Regions from separate parts of the Homo sapiens genome. Here region 1 is linked to region 2. A link is a contact called in ENCODE Hi-C or POLR2A ChIA-PET data. All regions are on one chromosome and are shown on one strand. Each heading gives the region's core, a stretch centred on a gene start or an enhancer-like site at or near the end of the contact. The rest is flanking DNA. Distances are from core to core; before and after follow the strand shown. Region 1 has its middle 7.9 kb from the start of LINC02983. Region 2 has its middle 46 kb from the start of SLC29A4.

What was found. Hi-C counts contacts between places; a loop is a spot of excess contacts on that map. ChIA-PET counts read pairs that join two places held with the same protein, here RNA polymerase II (POLR2A). Pooled maps may share reads with other maps.
Region 1: a map of left cardiac atrium shows a loop between it and region 2 (2.9-fold over the local background). The contact joins two enhancer-like sites. A Hi-C loop is called at or near these places in 14 of 168 maps with a recorded cell type or tissue (B cell, CD14-positive monocyte, HCT116 and 10 more), 26 of 37 single-sample maps with no recorded cell type and 13 of 50 pooled maps. POLR2A ChIA-PET finds 5 or more read pairs at or near these places in 19 of 52 experiments (A549, AG04449, AG04450 and 14 more).

What each region holds. Positions count from the first base shown.
Region 1 is chr7:5,434,076-5,439,494 of GRCh38, reverse strand. No RefSeq gene overlaps it. Among named protein-coding and RNA genes, the nearest start is that of LINC02983, 7.9 kb to the right of the region's middle. Within about 2 kb of position 1,359, at least 2 of the 41 ENCODE cell types and tissues checked have a DNase peak (open chromatin) inside an H3K27ac peak, as active enhancers do; they include thyroid gland, where a contact is called at or near this core.
Region 2 is chr7:5,234,420-5,239,372 of GRCh38, reverse strand. No RefSeq gene overlaps it. Among named protein-coding and RNA genes, the nearest start is that of SLC29A4, 46 kb to the left of the region's middle. RefSeq lists a silencer at 4,641-4,700. Within about 2 kb of position 1,997, at least 14 of the 41 ENCODE cell types and tissues checked have a DNase peak (open chromatin) inside an H3K27ac peak, as active enhancers do; they include thyroid gland, where a contact is called at or near this core.

The DNA.
Region 1 (5,419 bases), core at 110-2,609, 200 kb before region 2:
CCCAGTCCCTGCTGGCTGTTGCCCCTTGTACCAGACATGCCTTGTCCCCCCAAGACACTAAGGGCTGGGGCTCTGGGGGTCAGAGGTGGCCACATCCCATTCCTGGCCTCTCACCCTCTTACTCTGCCAGATGGAGTTGTTTTTTGTGTGTGTGGGGTTTTTTTTTTTTTTTTCTCCTAGAGACAAGGTCTCAAGAGGCCAGGCATGATGGCTCACGCCTGTAACCCCAGCACTTTGGGAGGCTGAGGTGGGAGGATTGCTTGAAGCCTGGAGTTTGAGACGAACATAGTGAGACCCCCATCTCTACAAAAAAAAAATAAAAAAAAAAATTAGCTGGGCGTGGTCATGGGTGCCTGCAGTCCCAGATACTTGAGAGACTGAGGTGGGAGGATGGCTTGAGCCTGGGAAGTTGAGGCTGCAGTGAGCTGTGATTGCACCACTGCAATCATAGCTGTTATTTTTATTTTTTGGGATAGGGTCTTGCTCTGTCACCCAGGCTGGAGTATAGTAGTGCAAATATAGCTCACTTTGGTAGAGACAGGGTTTTGCCGTGTTGGCCAGGCTGGTCTCGAACTCCTGTCCTCAAGTGATCCGCCCGCCTCGGCCTCCCAAAGTGCTGGGATTCCAGGTGTGAGCCACTGGCCCTGGCCTTTATTTTTAAAAAAGAAGAAAAACAACAGAGGAATGCTAAGGATGACTGGCACCACGAGAAGCCGGGAAGAGACAAGGAGAGAGTCCACCCAGAGACTTGGAAGGCCACGGCCCTGCCAACACCCTGATCTCAGAATTCTGACTTCCAGGAGACAGTAAATTTCTGATTTTTTTTTCTTTTTTTTGAGATAGGGTCTTCCTGTCACCCAGGCTGGAGTACAGTAGCGTGATCACAGCTCACTGCAGCCTTGACCTCCCGGGCTCAAGACATCCTCCTGCCTCAGCCTCCTGAGTAGCTGGGACTGCAGTTGTAAGCCACCGTGTCCAGCCAGTTTCTGTTGTTTGAAGCCCCCAGTGAGTGCAGGTTTGTTACGGCAGCCACAGGACACTAACACAGATCTGGAGGGGGACCTGGGCAGAGGTGGGGGACAGCTCTGGAGCCTGAGGCTACCTCCTCTGGCTTCTCAGGGGAGCAGGTGAGCATGCAAGTGTGTGCATGCATGTATGTATGTGCCCGAGTGTGGGTTTCTGATGTGCTTGGGGAAGGTTCAGGTTCCCAGAAGAGGCTTAAATACCAACATCAAAGCAGGAGCTAGACCGGCAGAGCTGCATTGCAGACAAAACAAAGGACTGGTGCTGCTATTTTAAACCAGGGCCCCTGGCCAGCCCTGTCCTGGCCTCTTCACCCTGTGTCTGAGGCGGTGTGGGGCTGGGCGGGTATTTAGTGTGGCAGGAGTCAGCATGGCACGGAGGTGGGCAACTTGCCCACAAATCCCCCTGGCTCCTGCTAAAGCCCTGTGGGGGCTTTCTGTCCCAGGAGCAGTGGCCACTGAGGCCCATGAGAGACCCTTCCAGAGGGCTGTCAGCCTTGTCACTGGCTTTTTCTCACGATGTTAGCAGGGCTGGAGCACGTCAGACTGGCATGGATTCTCCCAGTCAGGCGTAGGTGAAAGGTGCTCTGGCCTGGTTCGGCCCCTCCACCCTTTTAAGCATCATCCCACACTGGACTCAGTGGCCCCACTAGTGACTAGTGCTGTGCTTCAAATTGCTACAAAATGTAGCAGTCTAGAACCATCCCCTTATTTTGCTCACAATTTTGCAGGTCAGAAAGTCAGGATGGGCTCAGCTGGGTGGTTTTCTCCTGGGGGTTACTCATGCAGTGAAAGCCAGCACCGCCGGATGCTACAGTTATCTGTGGTGGAAATGCTACATAAGTGAGCGACTACACATCTCTTCCCAAGTCTGAGTTCAGTGACATCACGTTGGTAGCTTGAAGCTGGGAGAATTTACACCACAGACATTGGCAGAGGCTACACATCAGGTTCTCTCCTTATCCCCCACCCCACCTCAGGCTGAAGCCACCTGAGAACTTGTTAAACATTGATCAGTGTCTCATTGCTGTGGTCCCCACATGGGCAGGTCTGGAAAATGTGTGAAACCGGGTTCTGCACCTGTTGGAGTTTTTTTTGTTTTTTGACAGTCTCACTCTGTGGCCCAGGCTGCAGTGCAGTGGCATGATCTTGGCTCACTGCACTGCAACCTCCAACTCCTGGGTTCAAGCAATTCTCCTGTCTCAACCTCCCGAGTAGCTGGGACTACAGGCACATGCCACCAGGCCTAGCTAATTTTTGTATTTTTAGTAGAGACAGGGTTTCACCATGTTGGTCAAGCTGGTCTCGAATTCCTGACCTCAGGTGATCCACCTGCCTCAGCCTCCCAAAGTGCTGGGATTACAGGCGTGAGCCACCACGCCTGGCCTGCACCTGTTGGAGTTTTATGAAGCATAGCCTTAGATATCCTTTTCTGCCAAACCCTGTGTTCTAGCTATTTTTTTTATTTTTTAGAGAGTCTCACTCTGTTGCCCAGGCCAGAGTATAGTGGTGCAATCATAGCTTGCTGCAGCCTCCAATGCTTGGGCTCAAGTGGTCCTCCTGCCTTAGCCTCCCGAGTAGCTGGACTACAGGTGTGAGCTGCCACACCCAGCTGATTCTTTTTGTTTGTTTTTGTGGAGACAAGGTCTTGCTATGTTGTCCTGGCTGGTCTCAAACTTCTAGCCTCAAGCTATCCTCCTACCTTGGCCTCAAAGAATGCTGGGTTTACAGGTGTGAACCACTGTGCCCAGCTGACCACACCTTTTTCTTTTTCTTTTTTTTTAAAGATAATGTCTTGCTCTGTCACCTAGGCTGGAGTGCAGTGGCATGATCATGGCTCACTGCAGCCTCGAACTCTGGGCACAAGAGAGCCTCCTGAGTAGCTAGGACTACAGGAGTGCACCACCATACCTGGCTAATTTTTTTTTTGTATAGATGGGATCTTGCTATGTTGCCCAGGCTGATCTCAAATTCCTGGGCTGAAAGGATCCCTCTGCCTTGGCCTGGCAAAGCGCTGGGATTACAGGCATGAACCACTGTGCCCAGATGACCCCATCTTTCAATAGGAGGAACTTTTTAGGGCTGTGTTCTCATGCCACCACAACCCAGGGGGCCAGATTAGCTGAGGACGTGTCCTCTAAGCCCTTCTGTGTCCCTTCTGTTTTCAGTTTCTCTTCTCTATGAGTATCTCTGTCTCCTTTCCTTGGAGGTGACAGAGGGCACCCATGTGCCCAGGCTCACCCAGGCAGTGGGTGACACCAGTGGGTGACAATGTGGATGGCCCGCCATGCCAGACACTCACTCCAATGCCCATTTTACAGATGAGAAGACTGAGTACTGAGTGGCCAGGTAGACTGAGCAGGATCGCAGAGGGAGGATTTGTTCCTGGGCCAATCCCCTTGTTTCCCATCCATGTTCCCTATCCTTGGCAACTTGGGGGACAAAGACCTATTCAGGCCCCACCACCTCCAGCCAGACCCATCTTCCAGAGCAGCTGAGCCTCGGTGGCTTGGGGCTGGGTCACAGCCCCTGACTGATGGTGAACTGGCCTGACAGGTAATTTGTACCTTGCATAGGAAGATGCGGTCATTGCCAGAAGAGAACCGAAACCGGCTATGAATAATTCCTGCACTTTCAACAAAAACACCAATACAATGAAAGTTAAATAAATACGCTCAAGCCACCCAGGCGTGAAGGGTAAAAGACATAGCGAAAATCATCTGAGCCAGCTCCTGTGAGCAGAGGCACTGGGGTCCTGGTCCTTGTGGAGGTTGGCTGGGCTCCAGCTCATGGGGAGCAGGTTGGCTGGCCTCTGCGGACTGAGAGGGGCCACAGCTCTCTTCCCTGCCCCAGGTCTGGCATGTGACCTGTGAGACAGAGAGCCCCGCTGGGAGGCTTCCAGGCCTTGGCCTAGGCTGTTCTTTAAGCCTGGAATGCCCTCTGTGCCTTCTCTGCCTAGCAAACTCCTATTCATCCTTGAAAACCCTACCGAGATGACATCACTTCATTCATTCATTGAATGGACATTCACTGAGGTCTGATGGGCCAGGCATGGGGGAGAGAGTGATAGAATAAAGTGAGGGACACGCCTGTCATCACAGCACTTTTGAAGGCCAAGGCAGGAAGATCGCTTGAGGCCAGGAGTTTGAGACCAGCCTGGGCAACTTAGTAAGACCCTGTCTCTCCAAAAAATAAAAAATTAGCTGGGTGTGGTGGCACACGCCTGTAGTCCCAGCTACCCAGGAGGCTGAGGAGGGAGGATCGCTTGAGCCCAGGAGATTGGGGCTGCAGTGAGCTGTGATTGTACCACTGCACCCCAGCCTGGGTGACAAGTGAGACCCTGTCTCAAAAAGTAAAATAAAACAATAAAATGAAGAGCCTCTGATATAGGCTGAATTATGTCCCTCGCAAATTCATATGTTGAAGTCCTAACCCCTAATTCCTCTGAGTGTGACTGTATTTGGAAATACGGTCTTTAAAAGAGACGATTAAATTAAAATGAAGTTATTAGGTTGGGCCCTAATCCAATATGCCTGATGTCCTTATAAGAAGAGGAGATTAGGACACAGACACGCACAGAGGGACGACCATGTGAGGACGTAGGGAGAAGACGGCATCTACAAGCTAAGGAGAGAGGCCTCAGGAGGAACCAGCCCTTCCCACTCCTTGATCTCGAACTCCAGTCTCCAGAACTGTAAGGCAATTAAGTTTCAGTTGTGTAAACCACCCAGTTTTTATTCTGGGGACCCTGGGAAGCTCACACAGCCTCACAGGCTTGTAGAGGTGACAAGCATGTTGGGAATATCAGAATATTATTCAGCCCCGAAGAGGAAGGAAATTCTGCCAGCCGCTGTGATATGGACAAACCCTGAGGACATTATGCTGAGTGAATAAGCCAGACTAAAGGACAGATATTGTATGATTCCACTCATACGGGGTTCCTAGGGTAATTAAATTCATAGAGACAGAAAGTACAATAGCCAGGGGCTGGGAGAGGGGAATCGGGAGTGTTTAAAGGGGACAGGGTTTCAGTTTGGGAAGACAGAAAACAGCTCTGGAGATGGATGCTGGTGATGGCTGCACAACAAGGCGAATGTGCTTGAACCACTGACCTGTGCACTTAAAAAGGGTTAAGGTGGTGGCCGGGCGCGGTGGCGCACACCTGCAACCCCAGCACTTTGGGAGGCCGAGGTGGGTGGATCACCTGAGGTCAGGAGTTTGAGACCAGCCTGGCCAACATAGCGAAATCCCATCTCTACTGAAAATACAAAAAATTAGCCGGGCATGGTGGCGGGTGCCTGTAATCCCAGCTACTTGGGAGGCTGAGGCAGGAGAATCACTTGAACCTGGGAGGCAGAGGTTGCAGTGAGCCGAGATTTCACCACCAAAGACTCCAT
Region 2 (4,953 bases), core at 748-3,247:
CGGTGGCGCCATCTCGGCTCACTGCAACCTCCGCCTCCCGGGTTCAAGCGATTCTCCTGCCTCGGCCTCCCGAGTTGCTGGGATTACAGGCACGCGCCACCACGCTCAGCCAATTTTTTTATATTTTTAGTAGAGATGGGGTTTCACCACGTTGGCCAGGCTGGTCTCGAACTCCTGACCTTGTGATCTGCCTGCCTCGGCCTACCAAAGTGCTGCGATTCCAGGCGTGAGCCACCGCGCTCAGGCAATTTTTTGTATTTTTAGTAGAGACGGGGTTTCACCATTTTGGCCAGGCTGGTCTCGAACTCCTGACCTCGTGATCCGCCCGCATCAGCCTCCCGAAGTGCTGGGATTCCAGGCGGGACCCTCTGCGCCCACCGGGTGCTTGGCTTTAAAGGTGACTTGTCCTCCCGCCCACGCCATTCCTCAGAGTCACTGCAGGACTGAATGAATGGCGAGGGCAGGCGGGCAGGAGGCTCCAGGACTTCCTTCAGAGCCCGTTTCATTTTACTTAGGGCTTCTGCTAGTTAGTACCCGTGTGCTCTGGGATGCTGGTTTAAGCAGAAAATCCCAGCTGTTATTTCCAAAGCTGGTGGCGGAGTTTAGAAGTTTCTCGACTTAACATGCACCGTGCCTCCTCACACCGAGCGCAGATCCGCGCCCTGCAGACAGAGCTGTGCGCGCCAGGGAGCCAGTTCCCCAACCCTGCCGTTCTGCGGCCCTCGGTGGACTTCGGTCCGAACTCTCCCAGGTCCCCAGGCTCAGGCACAGGCTCAGCACTAAACGCACCAGGGAAGGTCAAGAGGAGGGCGCTGAGGGGACCTCCCCGAGGGAGAGGAAAGGCAGGGAAAAGTCTTCAGATTCCCTTGAGGAAAGGTGCTTCGCCGTCGCAGGGAGCCCAAGCACATTTCTGCGCTGACCCACTAAAAAGTAATGTCGCACAGGAAGAAAAAGCCACTTCTAAAAGCAGCAACAGGGCCGGGCGCAGTGGCTCACGCCCGTAATCTCAACACTTTGGGAGGTCGAGTCGGGTGGATCACCTGAGGTCAGGAGGTTTTTTTGTTTGTTTGTTTGTTTGTTTTTTGTGACAGAGTCTTGCTCTGTCGCCCAGCCTGGAGTGCAGTGGCGTGATCTTGGCTCACTGCAACCTCCGTCTCGCAGGTTCAAGTGATTCTTCTGCCTCAGCCTCCCGAGTAGCTGGGACTACAGGGGCGCACCACCAAGCCAGGCTAATTTTTTTTTCTTTTTTAGTAGAGACGGGGTTTCACCATATTGGCCAGGCTGGTCTCGAACTCCTGACCTCAGGTGATCCGCCCACTTCAGCCTCCCAAAGTGCTGGGATTACAGGCGTGAGCCACCGCGCCCGGCCGAGGCCAGGAGTTTGAGAACAGCCTTGGAAACATGGTGGAACCTCGTCTCTACAGAAACATGCAAAATTATCCAGGCTTGGTGGTGCGCACCTGTAATCCCAGCTACTCCAGAGGCTGAGGCAGGAGAACTGCTTGAACCTGAGAGGTGGAGGTTGCAGTGACCCAAGATCATGTCATTGCACTCCAGCCTGGGCTACAGAGCGAGACTCCCATCTCAAAGAAAAAAAAAATAAAATCAGAAGCAGAAGCTGTAACAGAAACAGAAATCAGCACAGGGAATAGTGGAGTCTTGTGTGTGTCCGAGGGATGACACGATGCTCAGCGTCTGCTCAGACAGACGGTGGCTGTGAGAAGCCCTGATGGGAGAGCTGCCAGCCTGGACAGCCGGCTGTGAAGACTCCACGCCAACCAACGTCCCGCAGGCCGCACGGAGATGGGCAGGACCGAAACACACAAGGCTTGGCCTTTGATGAAAAGGAACTCCCCAAGCCAGAAGGAAGTGTGTGATGAAGCAATTCAGCTCAGAGAAGGATGTGCTTCTAGAAGAATCGCCGCATCAGCACTATGTTTAAACTCACATGCTAATCCAAACATGGACCGGCAAGAACGCAGGCGGAACAGGTCCACCGTGTCCTGGCCCACGCACAAGCGGGCCAGCTGTTCCACCAACGCAATCATTCAGCTGCGGCGACACCCGGAGGGGCTCCCCTGTGTAATGCCCCCCACCCTGGGAGAGCTGGGTTTCTTTTTGTTTTCTTTTTTCTTTTTCTTTTTTTTTTTTTTGAGACGGAGGCTCACTCTGTCGCCAGGCTGGAGTGCAGTGGGCGATCTCGGCTTACTGCAAGCTCCACCTCCCGGGTTCAGGCCATTCTCCTGCCTCAGCCTCCCGAGTAGCTGAAACTACAGGCGCCTGCAACCACGCCCGGCTACTTTTTTGTATTTTTAGTAGAGACGGGGTTTCACCGTGTTAGCCAGGACTATCTCGATCTCCTGACCTCGTGATCCACCCGCCTCGGCCTCCCAAAGTGCTGGGATTACAGGTGTGAGCCACCACGCCTGGCCGAGTTGGGTTTCTTTAAAAGATTTTAGTCAGGCTTCTGGCATTTTGCTATAATATTCTAGGTAGAATTATAGGGCAATTTGGTACAAATTAGATGTTTAAGGCTGGGCTCGGTGGCTCATGCCTGTAATCCCAGTACTTCGGGAGGCCGAGGTGGGTGGATCACGAAGTCAGGAATTCGAGACCAGTCTGACCAACGTGGTGAAACCCCGTCTCTACTAAAAGTACAAAAATTAGCCTTGCGTGGTGGTGGGCACCTGTAATCCCAGCTACTCAGGAGGCTGAGGCAGGAGAATCGCTTGAACTTGGGAGGCAGAGGTTGCAGTGAGCTGAGATCGCACCACTGCACTCCAGCCTGGGTGACAGAGTGAGACTGTCTCAAAAACAAACCAAACAAACAAAAACAAATGAGATGTTCAGCCTGTGAGTAGGCAACAAAAAAATAGAACACAGGTTTTAATTTTAAGAGAGGGGGTCTTGCTATGTGGTCCAGACTGGCCTTGCCTCAAATTGCTGGTCTCAAGCGATCCTCCTGCCTTGGCCTCCCAAGAAGCTGGGATTATAGGTGTGAGCCACCACGTCCAATTCTTTAGCGTGTTATAAAATGCTGATAGCAATGGGCTTTCAGTCAGATTTGGTGGGGGAATGTAATCAGTATGTTCACCTGAAGCTCAGGCAGGCACACACACACACACTCACAGACACACACACACACACACATGCACGCACACTGGCAGCACCAAAAACAGCTTCACCTAAAATGAAGTGTTAAGAGGAATCTATTTACATTATAACTAACTATAGAAAGAAACGATGTAGAGGTGAGGAATCAAGACAGTCTCTTCACATTCTGAACTTTAGAAAGATTTCATTTTTCTTTTTTCTTTTTTTTTTTTTTGAGACAGAGCTGTGCTCTGTCACCCAGGCTGGAGTGCAGTGGCATGATCTCTGTTCACTGCAAACTCTGCCTCCCGGGTTCAAGCGATTCTCCTGCCTCAGCCTCCTGAGTTGCTGGGATTACAGGCACATGCCACCATGCCCATGTATTTTTAGTAGAGACGGGGTTTCACCATGTTGGTCAAGCTGGTCTCAAACGCCTGACCTTGTGATCCACCCGCCTTGGCCTCCCAAAGTGCTGGGATTACAATAGGCATGAGCCACCGCGCCCGGCCTCATTTTTCTAAATTAGAGACTTTCCTAGCTGGTTATTAGGGAAGGGTAAGAACTGGTCACATCTCAAAACCCTGAGATTGGTTTTGTTTTGTTTTTGTGCTTCAGAAAAACCCACAGATTGAAAAGGTATGACATAGGTGAAGGGTTATGACCTGGGTCAGAACTAAAAGATACGTCAGAAAAACCCTATCTGCTTGGCCAATGATTATCATGATATATTTTCAGTAAGAAATAAGTCATAAAAAAGAGAATTCTATGTAAAGCAGGGAGGCGACCCAAACAGAAGTCCCACGGTTTCCCTGCACGTTCTTTTTACATCTCCAACACCACAGAGCTGAAGCCGAACGGTCCCGCCTCTCTCTTAAGTACGCTTGTAAAATAACGCATTTGGATTTCCTGCTTGCTGGCCATGGTGTCACATGTCCGTTTCTTTTTCTTTTTCTTTTTTGAGACAGTCTCACTCTGTTGCCCAGGTGAGAGTGCAGTGGCATGACTCAGCTCACTGCAACCTCCACCTCCCGGTTTCAAGCAACTGTCCTGCCTCAGCCTCCAGAGTAGCTGGGATTACAGGCACCCACCACCACGCCTGGTTACTTTTTGTATTTTTAGTAGAGACAGGTTTTGCCATGTTGGCCAGGCTGGCCTCGAACTCCTGACCTTAGATGATCCGCCCGCTTCTGCCTCCCAAAGGGTTGGGATTACAGGCATGAGCCACCTCATGTACATTTCAAACAAGTGACTCGGTCATTCCCTGCATGCAAAGGTCTGGTCTACAAAGATGTAGGGCAGGGGACACACGAAACAACAAGCCTGGCCCATCCCCACCCTTTGCCAATGTGGTTATGAAAACCACGAGCAGCGGGGCGAGGTGGCTCATGGCTATAATCTCAGCACTTTGGGAGGCCGAGGCGGGTGGATCACTTGAGGTCAGGAGTTCGAGACCAGCCTGGCCAACATGGTGAAACCCGGTCTCTACTAAAAATACAAAAATTAGCCGGACGTGGTGGTGCGTGCCTATAGTCCCAGCTACTTAGGAGGCTGAGGGAGAATTGCTTGAACCCAGGAGGTGCACGTTGCAGTGAGCCGAGATCGTGCCACTGCACTCCAGCCTGGGCGACAGAGCGAGACTCAGTCTCAAAAAAAAAAAACCACAAAAACCCCCAAACAAAAAACTAAACCAAAAAAACCAGACGAGCAACAGGGATGAGCATGTTTTCTGCCACCCCTTGTCCCGTTTCCTTGGCTAAGCTGTGGCCAAAGCACTCCCGGCCTTTTACACATGGAGCCCACTGCTGGTTGTGGAGGTAGGAAGACTCCCTCTCTCCCCTCTCCAAATGAAACCGTGCGTGG